2 separate regions of the Homo sapiens genome follow, and region 2 is linked to region 1. Evidence: chromatin contacts called from ENCODE Hi-C data. All regions are on one chromosome and are shown on one strand. Each heading gives the region's core, a stretch centred on a gene start or an enhancer-like site at or near the end of the contact. The rest is flanking DNA. Distances are from core to core; before and after follow the strand shown. Region 1 overlaps PARD3B (par-3 family cell polarity regulator beta). Region 2 overlaps PARD3B (par-3 family cell polarity regulator beta).

Evidence for each region. Hi-C counts contacts between places; a loop is a spot of excess contacts on that map. Pooled maps may share reads with other maps.
Region 2: a loop to region 1 is called in a map of endothelial cell of umbilical vein, with 4 times the contacts of the local background. The contact joins two enhancer-like sites. A Hi-C loop is called at or near these places in 2 of 168 maps with a recorded cell type or tissue (PC-3 and endothelial cell of umbilical vein) and 1 of 50 pooled maps.

Annotation. Positions count from the first base shown.
Region 1 is chr2:204,791,936-204,798,276 of GRCh38, reverse strand. All of the region lies in intron 2 of PARD3B (par-3 family cell polarity regulator beta), which reads right to left. Among named protein-coding and RNA genes, the nearest start is that of PARD3B, 250 kb to the right of the region's middle. Within about 2 kb of position 2,941, at least 2 of the 41 ENCODE cell types and tissues checked have a DNase peak (open chromatin) inside an H3K27ac peak, as active enhancers do; they include endothelial cell of umbilical vein, where a contact is called at or near this core.
Region 2 is chr2:204,839,882-204,846,222 of GRCh38, reverse strand. The region is part of intron 2 of PARD3B (par-3 family cell polarity regulator beta); the gene reads right to left. Among named protein-coding and RNA genes, the nearest start is that of PARD3B, 300 kb to the right of the region's middle. Within about 2 kb of position 3,427, at least 9 of the 41 ENCODE cell types and tissues checked have a DNase peak (open chromatin) inside an H3K27ac peak, as active enhancers do; they include endothelial cell of umbilical vein, where a contact is called at or near this core.

The DNA.
Region 1 (6,341 bases), core at 1,692-4,191:
CAACGCCAAGTCCCAAAGGAACCGCGTTCTCTCTCCCTCAAGCATACAGATTCTCTCCTGGTGCCAAGCAGCGGCTGCTGGGGGATGAGGGAGTAGTGGTGTGGGCAATTCAAGACTGTCCTTCCTACCCTCTCCAGTGCCTCTTCCTTTTCTGTGATATTAAAACCAAATAGTGGGATTGCTCGCCTGATTTTTGATTCTTATGAAGGTACTTTCTTGAGTGGATAGTTGTTCTATCTGTTGTTCCTACAGGGAGGACAATTGCTGAAGGATTCTATTCCACAATCTTGCTCCCAATATAGTCAGTATCAGTATCCTTTCATGTGACTATATATCCCAAGATAATTATATAAATTTAAAAATGGCATCCTTAGCATTTTAACTCACCTAAAGTAATGTGATTTCAAATTGCGTTTTAAGTCAACTAAAGTAATGGGGTTTCAAATTATAGAGAGAATTTCTCCTATCTCATTGGTTCAATGACATTCTTCCAAAAAAAGTCTTCTGTTGTAGAAGCACTAATTTGGCAATAAACGTCATTTAAAAAATTTTAATTTAAATTCAGAAATGTATGATGTTCAATATGTTTATATAAAATATATGTATTTTACAAATGAAGGAAGCTTTGAAGAACAGTAAAATAGTGGTATCTGTTTATAATAATTTTTAATATCATTGCCCAAACAATTTTTAATGCAATTTTCTAGTAAGTCAGTGTTATGTACAGGTCTAGTTTCCTGGTGCAATATGCACTTTAATAATTTTCCTTTATGAGAACAGCATAATACAATAACAATACAACCAAAGAAAATAAGACATGTTTAGCTCCTCATGATACAAAATGTTTTTGAACTGATTACATTTTCTTTGAGGTAATAAACTTGTTCATCAGTAAAGTGTGAGCATGTACTTTTGTAATCCATTTAAACATAAAATACAATAAAATGTTATACCTCGAGTCCCATAACCAAATTTTAATTGAAAAAGTTATTTCATATGTTATAATTCTAAGTTGTTAATTATTAATGATATACTAATCCATTTATTTTTCTATGAAAGCTTACAATTCTATAGCATAAACTTTTTTTTTTTTTTTTTTTTTGAGACAGAGTCTCGCTCTGTCTCTCAGGCTGGAGTGCAGTGGCATGATCTCTGCTCACTATAACCTCCACCTCCTCGGTTCAAGCGATTCTCCTGCCTCAGCCTCCCGAGTAGCTGGGACTACAGGCACCCACCACCATGCCCAGCTAATTTTTGTATTTTTAGTAGAGGCGAGGTTTCACCATATTGGCCAGGCTGGTCTCGAACTCCAGACCTGAAATGATCCACCCACTTCCACCTCCCAAAGTGCTAAGATTACAGGCATGAATAAACTTCTTAATCTAATGAATAGTTTAATGTACAGTCAAAGAAAAATGCAAATAGGTCTAAATTTAGCATAGCCAGAGGCATATGGTTACTCAAAACATAGTACCTGGATTCGAATACACAAGAGCAGAAACTGAAAACCAACGACGTAAGTATGCTGACCACAAAAAGTCATCCAGAAACTGGACAGTAGAAAAGCTAATGAACCTCTAGGCTTCACAAGAACTTGTGTGACATGTAATGCAATGAATCTTAATTTTGTTAGGGTGCTCCTTCTCTGGTGATGCTCATTCTGCATGTCTGAATTTTGGCAATGAGAATGAAGAATCACAACAGCTCACTTTGTGCTGGGCACCCTAGTTTCACATTCATGGTCTACGTTGAGATGTTCAGAAGGACAAAGTGGCCACTGAGCTTGTTAGGCTTTGAAACAACTTCTTTGCCTCTTGGCCCAGGGGATGAAGAAATTTCTTTCTCTGGTCCATGTATTGGAGGACTGCGAGCTTTCTGACTGTGGCATTTTCCAAGTGAGATCAATGTTCTTTTCCCAAGAAGGACTATCACTCTTTTGCCAGATAATATATCTTCCCATCTATGATATTTTCCCTGCTTATGCAGTGTCATATTGCTCCCTGTGAAATACCAGGCTAACTGTACTTCTGAACATAACCATTTGATCATATTGCAAGACCACCCTGGTAGAGGAAAGGAGAGGGAACAGTAACTACACACAGCAATTGGGATTATAAGACAACCAACAATACTCACCAGCACGGCATATATTATATCACAAATATTGTTACTTTTTTCATTAACATCTTTTTGGACTAAAGTTGTTGATAATTTATGCCCTACCTTCTGTTCTATTTGAAGTTGCTTATAAATAATGACATATATGCAAAAGAGAAAAAACATGTAGAGTGATTAGGAAACAAATCTCAATCACACTTGTTAAAACCTGTTAAATTTTATTTTCGATTCCTGACCAACAAGACAAAAATGACAGGATTCATATGTTATACACAATCTTTCTTTTAAAATAAGGGAATTTTAAGGGAAAGAAATTACTTCCTGTTAGTAAACTAAAAATGATTTTCACATTGATTATAATAGAAGAAAATATCAAATGTAAAGTAGGAAATGTTTTCTTTCTTTATTCAACTGGTGCCTATAATTGTCTCAATACGAGCTTAAATATTAAAATGGAGTTCAGAAATGTGTTGCTTGGCAGGCTCAGTTAATAAGTTCTCCAATGATCTAACCTGATGAAAGTTTGGAAATTTCTTTAGAATGTCCATCTTTGGAGAAAGTTCCAGCTGATACCAAGTACTCTGTAACAGAAATAAATTCATAAACTATGGTGACAAGTGGCCAGACTGATATCTTACTGTCAGCCTTGACCCTTCTGTTGAACATTTCTCCTCAGTATAAAGGCAACTCCTGCTTCCTTTGATTGTTCCAAATAAGCCCCAAATCCTCAAACGTGACCAGTCATCTCAGAAGTCCACCCTTGGCAAACCATGGTAGTGTCTCTTGCTTTTGGAAGCAACTCCATATATAACAAAATGACTCACAGACCCTTCCTGTTTGCAGTGGTGAAGGAATGTCTCCAATCACTATCAAAATGACTCAATCACTATCAATCTGTTTGCCCAAAAATTGAGGGAGAAAGGGGACAGGGCTTAACAAAATCTTACTTTAATCCACCAGAAGTATTACTGGACTAATCAGAATGGAAGAGAACCTATTTTCCTAACCTAAGCTTAAGCTCTAGCTTAAACTTTTCAATTCCTAACCAGCAAGACAAAATATAAGCATTTAACCCGATCATTGTTTAATGTTTACATTTTGAATATTTCTATCTACTTTCTCTATCTATACTGAGTTCTAAGGTTCTGAGGGACAATGACACCAATCTTTAACTAACTTTATGCAGAAACAAGAATATTCTCAAACATAAACAGCTTATTAGAATTTATATTAATGATGATAAGAATAATAAATTATCTAGAGAGAGGAAACAGCAGCATTTTCAAAGGCAAGGGCCATAATCAAGGAAAGAAACCACATGTATAATAGAACTCAGTGTCGCAATATATTTTCAGCGGTGTGCTGAAGCTGGCTTGTACCAACTCAGGAGAGGAAACTTAAACTTTCATGTATTTTGTGAGCCAGTCATTAAACCATATTCATTATTAAACATTTTATATTACAATTAAATTGTTAAAAAACAAATGTAATAAAGACTCAGAACTCATCACTACCTGATTATTTGACTACATGTTACTGTTATCTGTGCTCAAGGTCATTTATATCTACAATTATACACTGGGAAGACCATATAATAGTGCCCTGGGGTGCACCACATTGGTAGGCTGGAATTGTCCACGTCAAAGTGTTTCCACCACGGTAATCAGCAAATACTACAAGCCAGTTCCACTCCACCTCATCCTGGCCCTGAAAGCCATTTGATAAACCACTACCAGCCCACTCATGCAGACACAGTCAAAACAATGGAGCACCATACGCTAGTGCATCATGACATCAAGGGTTCACGTTACTTTCATTAATGTATTATAAATATCAAACTTAAAAACAATCTTGTAATAATATAATTCATTTTTCCTTGAGGTAACAACGTATTTTCATTACATGAAATTTATAGAGATTTAAGTCTCTCTAAATCTCTATCAAAACTGACTTAAATTTTGTATAGGAATGTTCTGACCTTCAGAAAAGTAAAGCAATGTTGCTTTGAACATTACCAACATTTATGAAACCCCAAAGTACCCTCATTTCTTTTATCCAAGTCTACTAACTACCTGTAACTGTAGTAAAGCCTATTTCAATCTCCCCTCGCATCAAATAAATTCCTTTAGCTTTGAACACATCCATATTGAGATTACACAAATCCAAGGTAATCTCCAAGGCCCTATAATAAAGTGCCAGAAAAAAAGTTATGATTTGTAATACTACTTGCAAACATGCCTCTCTATGAGACTATTCAGTGATAGTAAAAACTGCAGTCTCAGAAATTTATTTTGACATGTGTAATGATAAAAAGGAAATAAGAGGGCATTTATACTGAAAAAGGTCAATGATGGCCGGGCGTGGTGGCTCACACCTGTAATCCCAGCACTTTGGGAGGCCGAAGTGGGTGGATCATGAAGTCAGGAGTTCAAGACCAGCCTGGCCAACACAGTGAAACCCCATCTCAACTAAAAATACAAAAAATTGGCCAGGCTTGGTGGTGGGCACCTGTAATCCCAGCTACTCCAGAGGCTGAGGCAGGAGAATCACTTGAACCTGGGAGGCAGAAGTTGCAGTGATCCGAGGTCACGCCATTGCACTCCAGCCTGGGTGACAGTGTGAGACGCTTTCTCACCAAAAAAATAAAAATAAAAAAGGTCAATGATAAGTGAGAATATTAAAAAGATAACAGATTCGACTGGGAATACCCTCACTTAAAGGGCTACCTTCCAGATTTACAATCCTACAAGCATATATATTTATATTACGACTGAAAAACAAAACAAAACAAAACATGTATAACTAATTAAATAATCTGTTAATTTTCAAGAAAGGCTGAGACTCTTTAAAAGTCAAATGAAGTAGCAGAGAATAGACAAGCCATTCCCATGATAAAGGGACTGGGAAATAGTCCTCTAAAATATAAATGAAATATTCTGGATGAAACGAAAACTTTGTTTTTGTCAAAGAGGAAAAAAAAGAGAAAAAGTGGAATACAGCAAGCCTCATATATTTTGCAAATACAAATCACTGTCAAAGTCAGTCTGTACTATTACTGGGGACTTCTTTTGATCACCTTGGATTAAACAAAAAATTGGTCTTCCTTCTCCCTTCCTTATTCCTGCTCATGACAATCAGGGAGGATTAAAAAGCAGCCTAAAGAAATCTAAAAGAATGTCAGTGATTCTGCTTGTTACCAGCTGTTGGTGAAGTGCTAAAAGATTCAGGTGATGAACGGGTCTATAAAAAAAAAAAAATAGGTAAAGCCTTATTATTATGTTCAGTAACCCAGATTAAGAGAGATGTAGGAGGTAATCAAGCAATTTGCGCAGAAGACATCTGAAAGAATCGAAATTAGCTGAAACACACCAGGTCATAAACTCTCTGCATTAGAAACCACTGACCTTTCTAATTGACTACTTAAGAAAGCCCAGGACTTCATCATAGGACTGAGTTTTTATTTTAGGTACAATATTTGAAGTACATGTATTTGGTGTGGGGGTGTTGGTGGTAGTGTTGAAATCTGAAGAATGGACAGTGGTGGAGATAGAATGCTGGGAAGTCCTAAATTCCAAATGTTTTCTTCTTCAGTTTCTCTAGCTATTAAAAAAAAATGGTCTTACTTGAAAGGGAAACTCAGGAATTTGTCTGGTTTTCTTTATTATACAGCACTATGAAAATAAAGCATACATATTATTGTTCTTTGGTCAATATAAAACTTGAGAAGAAATACAAAAGTTCTGGTCCCAGTGATTTATTTTAAGATTTCAAGTTTAAAGCCATTATTGCTATATTCTTTAACAAGCAAAAACAGTGAAGCAGGTTCAAAGGGATAATATTTTAAGCACTTTAAGAAAAAATATGATAGGTGAAATACAATATGTTCTGATATTTGTGCTTTTACCCATAAAGTTCAGCACATATCCATAACCAATCAAAAGTCTAATAAATGTATATTTGCTACCAGATTCACTATTCAGAATTTTTCTATTTACCAAATTGGTAAAATCTTTCTAAATTAGATTTGTAACACTCTTCTGACTTTCATTATCAAGTTTCCCAAGGGCATGAGCTCCAGAGAACTTTTTGTTAAATGTAAAAGAGTCTAGCATTCTTTCTGAAGCCATATCCCTGTATGCATTTTAGTAAATGTGATAAAAATAAATTTTAGACAGTATAAGGTACCACCAACGATTATCAACATTAGGAACTTTTAAACACAT
Region 2 (6,341 bases), core at 2,178-4,677, 47 kb before region 1:
CTCCTTATCCATTTTACCAATCTTAAGAAAGCATTTTCTTTTAATTACCAATTCCTAGACAGTGAGCATGAGCATCTTGTCAATGTTTGCCCTTCCTTTCCTCTGTAAACTTATTATTCAAAACCTTTGCATTTTTTTTCCTTTTCTTCATTTGTTTTTCTATTTGGATTTATAGAAACTTTTCTTCATATTCAAGATACCAATCCTTTGACCATTAATTATTCTATTCCCAATCTGCAGATATTCTTTCTCAATCTGGCTCTTGTATTTTAACTACGTATGGTGTTTCATCATATACAGATTTTCCACTTTTATATAGGCATATATGTCAATTCTGCATATAGGTAAGAAGGACAATAAAATCTTGAAAATATTTTTCAGATCACTTATATCTATACATATCATTTAGGGAAAAATGACTTTTAAGTAGTGAGCCATTCAAAGAAGTTTGAGATTGATGTGTAGTTGTGAAGGTTATAGTTTTACATGAAATAAAATCAACGGAAATCAGAGTCTATTCACTTGTAACCTATGTAGAGGTTGGGGTCTCCTATGTAAGGTTCTCAGAATTGAAAGAAATCAGCCATACTCTTATACTGCACAAAAGAGCAAATCAGATTTCATGCATAGGTGCAATCTTTAGAATCTCTGTTTTTCATAAACTACAGAACAAACAAGGACAACCAAGATTTTTAAAAGGTGTTACCACCCCTTACATATCTAACAATGTAATTTTTACTCTATGAGTAAAATCTATAAAATATTAAAATATAATTCTAGTTGGTATTTGATGATTTCTACAATACAGCTTACTTTTTAAAAAAACTTTTATAAGCATTATTAAAAATAACAAATTATACCTATAAAAAGTTAAGGTTTTCCACATGAAAAAGTTGTTCAAAGCAGAAAGTTAAATCCTAAATTATCAGAATATGCAGCTTTAAACAAACTAGTTATTTTCATCTTCCTACTTCAAGTCAGCAAGAATATCATGTATCATAATGAGTGGTGGCTACATACACTTTTTATAGCTTCCAGCTTATTCCCTTTGAGGGTAACATTAACACCTGTCAGACTGTCCTCTATTACATTCTCTCAAATTGACTTCCAGTTTAACACATGCTTCTATTTTCAACTCTCATTTAGCCATAGGTAATCCTCAGCGTGCAGGATACATTTTCCTCTTTTAAGATATATACTCTGTGAGAGGTTATATCTTGAAAATCCTGCATCTTTTTTCCCTTAATAATTTGACCTAGAAATGTGGCCCAGTGGGGGAGGAGAGTAAGAGCAATTGAGGCCAAATGGCAATATAATCACATATAAACAGATAATAGCCTTCTCATATTTAAAAATATATGAAAGGAGAAAGTCAATAGTGTAAAGTTATTAATACATTTTCAAATAAAATAAAACGTACAACTTTTTCAAGTTCTTATTGGAAAAATACACTTGAGAAAAATTTTATCTCACAAATAATTTAATGGGTTGATTTGAGCTAAAAAGAATAGGCCTGTAACTCAGCTGGAGCAATGCTTTATCATTTGGTCAATGCTTCCTGACTCCTATTCACATGCAAGTCACTATGCAGGACTTCATCTTCGATGTAAAAATATATAACACCCAGCCCCCGCCATCCAGGTGCTCACACGTTAGTACCAAAACTTTTATTTGAATTTAGCAGACTTAATATATCTAAAATGACATCTGTGAGAGCATTTCTTTATATTTCATAGAGTTTCCATAAATATAAACATTCCTTTATAGCTCATTGAAATTACAAATTAAAATATTATAACTTAAAAATAAAATTTTGCATTTTTACATCTCCTAAACTAACATTGCTAATCAACTTTAAATGGCTATAAGCAATGACTCAGAATGAGTCTATTTCATAGTTTTTTTTCCTGCTACAATTTAATCGTAGTGGTACTAAAATTATTTACTCTCAGACATCAATGAATGATAATTTAGGAATGGCTAAGTAACTTTTGTACAGAAATAATAATTACATAATTCCTTGGCACAAATTTGGATTAAAAACAAACATAAGTGCACACATTTAAAAGGTAACCACTTCCTTTGGGAAAGGCTTATTTGTGATTAGGTAAGACAATGTCTATCCTTTTTGCATAGTTTACAAACGAGTAGTTTCTCACAAACTAAGTAGTTTCTCTCTCCTGTTAATTTGCTAAATCCATCTGATGGAATTTCGGCTTTCATCAGCTTTGTGCATTGCCATTACTCATAAGCAAAGTCAATATTAAATAAATTAGTGTTACCTGATAGTAGGGGATGTCAGGTCGCAAAAAAATTTTGGAAATTGAACTTTTCCTTTGTAAAACTCCAAAGAATTTTGAGATCCTCTGAATAACATGTATGAATGAAAAAGAAGAGGAAATAAAGACACGTTGAGAACAAGTACAAAAGTATGTTTTGATAGAAAGAGTTGAACCTTTAGATCTAAACAGACAAAGGCAGAAATTCAGATGCACCTGCTTCTCTGGCTTTAAACTCTGGGCAGGTTGATTATGGAAACTGAGTTCTGGACTGGGCGCGGTGGCTCACATCTGTAATCCCAGCACTTTGCGAAGCTGAGGAGGTCAGCAGTTTGAGACCGGCCTGGCTAACATGGCGAAACCTCGTCCCTAATGAAAATACAAAAATTAGCCAGGTGTGATGGTGTGAACCTGTAGTCCCAGCTACTCAAGAGGCTGAGGCAGGAGAGTCACTTGAACCCCACAGGTGGAGGTTGCAGTCAACCAAGATCACGCCACTGTACCTCAGCCAGGGCAATGGAGAAAAAAAAGAAAAAGGAGAGGAGAGGAGAGAAGAGGAAGGAAACAAACTAACTGAGTTCTGTGAGTTCTGTACAGATGATTATGCAGCATAGATATACCATGACTCATGTTACAGAATTGGATGGAAGATTGAATGTCAAGACTGGGACAGTATCTAGTGATTAATAAATGGTAGTGTCCTCCTCCATCCAACTATGAAGCTGACTGCCAAACCTTTGGGGAAGGCTTGTCTAATTTTTTTTTTCTCTCCAAGCTTTCACTAGTGTAACAATTCTCAAAGTATGGGCCGAGGTTTAGCGGCATCACCTTCACCTAGGAACCTGTCAGAAATACAGATCCTCGGGGCTCAGCTCAGACCTACTGAATCAGGAACTCTGCCAGGAGGGCCCAGACACGCATGTTTGAATAAGCCCTCCAGGAGATTCTGATTAACCCTGGAGTTTGAGAACTGCAGATCTTGCGAATCTGAAGCTGATGAAAGTTTTGCCAAGTCTAGCAAAATGACCTACTTTCTCCTATTCTGGTACATTTCCTAATGACTCAGCTTCCCTTCGAGAAATTTAACAGCTTTGAGGAGCTAAGGTAGCAGTCCTCAGTGACTCAGCTCTAGAGAAAGCAGAAAAGCAGCCCACAGCGCAGGCCTGCTGTACAGAGCGATTTTCTTCATCAGAAGTCAGGTTTCAACAAAAATGTAAAATGTTTAAACATTACAAAACACATTGTTTCAAAATCATCTTTTCCAGACATTTGCTCAGCAATTCTAACCAGCTGTTACAGAAACCACTCTCCTTCTCTAGGGAGTTTTCAAAGATAAATTTAAATGGGAAAAACCCCCTTAATGTTTTAGGCACATTTAAAAGAAATTTATTTATTAGAGAGAATCTCCCTCTCCATTCTTTTTCTGGCACAGATCCTCTTACCTTTTATAATAACTCTTCATACCAGATGTTGTCAATATATTGCTCCTCTTTTTTTAAGGTGCTTACTTAATCCTCCTCATTTGAAAAAAACAATATTATTCTTTAAAGGAAATGAAAGCAGCTGAAACCACCTCAATTCTGTAGCATACAAACTCTAGACAATCATTTTTCTTTTTCCCACTACCACTCAAGCACCCATGCTGGTGTCAACAAATCTAATATTTAGTACCCACCTGGGAGTTTTATATCACCTCATTTTAGATGCTGGAGAGATTAGAGAAAGGCTTGAAAGACTATTGCTTTGAAAAATAACCGCTATTAAGAGCACACACAAGCACATGTTCACACACAGGAATATACACAAACTCAATATCCTTCCATGAAATGAAATCTAACATAAGAAAATCCAAATAATTAGAAAAAATTAGAATTTTCAAATGATTTTTAGTCGGGGAATTTTTCAGAGATTTAATTTTCTATGAGGCAGTTGAACCTTCTGGAATATTACCAACCTGAAGTATGTTATTCATGTGAACTCATCTAAATTGAGTTTGCTATTCAATTTCACATATTCCTACAATGTTAAAAAGTTTTCTCTTATTATTTGTTATTTTAAAGTTGTGTTGACACCAAAAAAAAACCCCACCAAAAAACTTCTGCAAAAAAATTAGCTAATTATTACTGTGATACAATTTTGATCATTTGTATTTTATACAATGGCCTATTTAAAAGGGACAAAGATCCTAAGTTTAACTGAGGAAACTGCCATCTTCCCTGTAGAAGAGGAAAAGAGAATATTATTTTCACCAGAAATGGGGAAAAATAAACCACAGAAAATTTGCCCTCATCGCAAAACAAAAGAAAGCCAGTATTCCAGTGATCTTATGAAAATCTGTCCATGTTAAAGACCTGCATCTTCAGATATAAAATCAATTAAACAGCAGTATATTAAAGTGACCCAAAACAGGCACTGACAGTAACATCCCACTCTAGAATGCTACTTGTTGCACTTGTAACTCAACAAGACACAACAGGGGCATTTGTCTACTTTACAAATAAGTAAAATTAAAGAAAAGTAAGGCATACTGTTAGAGTAACAGGAATTTTTTGCCTTGTTCTTGTATATGTGCTCTGGGTTTTCTAACACCTGGTAGTTTTGCTTTAGCTTTGTCTCAATGTGGGCATGCACCTTTTGTCTGGCTCCTTCCCAAGGATACCCTTGAGGCTATAATTTTCCATTCCACTCTGTTTTGGAGCTTCCATGCACTAGTAACCTCTCCGGCAGCATCCAACCTATCACATAAGAAGGAGGGAGCCTTACCAAGTACAAACAGATAAGAAGAAGCAAGCAGAAAACTAAATATTTAACATAAGAAAACCGAGTTGCAGAACAAGCTTCTTTGTGTTGTCCTTGCCAATGTGCTCTTCATGAGCAAAGGTGACTGATCAAATATGACCACTATTTGGGAAAAAGAAAGAAAGAATCAAATTATGTACAGTAGTCTTCCCTTACCCACAGGGGATGTGTTTCCAGACCCCTAGTGGATGCCTGACCCTGGTAATAGCACCAAACCCTATATACACTATGTTTTTTCCTATACTTACATACAATAAAGCTTATCAGTTAGGCAGAATAAGAGACTAACAATGCTAATAATGAAAAAGAATAATTACAGCAATATACTGCAGTAAAAGGTATGTGAAAGTGTTCTTTCTTTCAAAATATCTCATTGTAATGATCTCAACCTACTTTGCGACCGTGGTTGACCATAGGTAACTGAACTGCAGAAGATGAAACCCTGGATGACACTACCGTACTTATCATTGTGGTTAGATAAGACAACCACACGTATTTGCCTCATACAATATACAATTTTGTTATCTTACTGTAGTCAACATCGTGCAAGTTGTTCCAGTTCTATGGAGAGTTGAAAGCTATTGTCTAAGGACCATAGTTAAAAAAAAAAAGGACAAATTCATCTATTTTATTCACTTCTTTTTTAAAATCTATTTTCATGTATTCGTATTAAAGTGGGTAATTTGGGAGGGTAAAACAAAGATTCTGGGTCCCTTTTTACTAGGACTAAAGGAAAGCATGATATTGGAAGTGTAGAGATATTCCCCACTTTCTATTAATTTTATGAAGTAAAACACAGCTTTGGAGTAGAATTTTTCATTAGGTAAAAGTTTTCCTAAAATATTGCTAAGGGTCATTCAATTATTTCTCTACAGCTACCCCAAATAACTTGAATTTGGAAATGCTTCTGATTTTTAAAACTTGCTTCACCCTTAATCTCTGACCCTTCAATTTATATTCAGCTATATTTTTATATGATTTAAAGTATTTCTACTGAGTAACTTCACATGAACTGCTACATTAACTACCTTAATAATATTAAATTGTATAAATTGTATAAGTTTTGACGTAGTGATGGAAAAAGGATGTAAATCCCTTACCTTCCCTCCCTGAATATGTGCTTTTGGGGCTGAGGAAAGAGAAATATACGTAGAGGGAGGGAATACCACTTTTAAGAAAGATATATTAATTATACTTTTAAGTGGCACTAAAATATTTATTGTTAAATGGGACAAGTCTCTTACACATTAAAAGCCGCAGAAA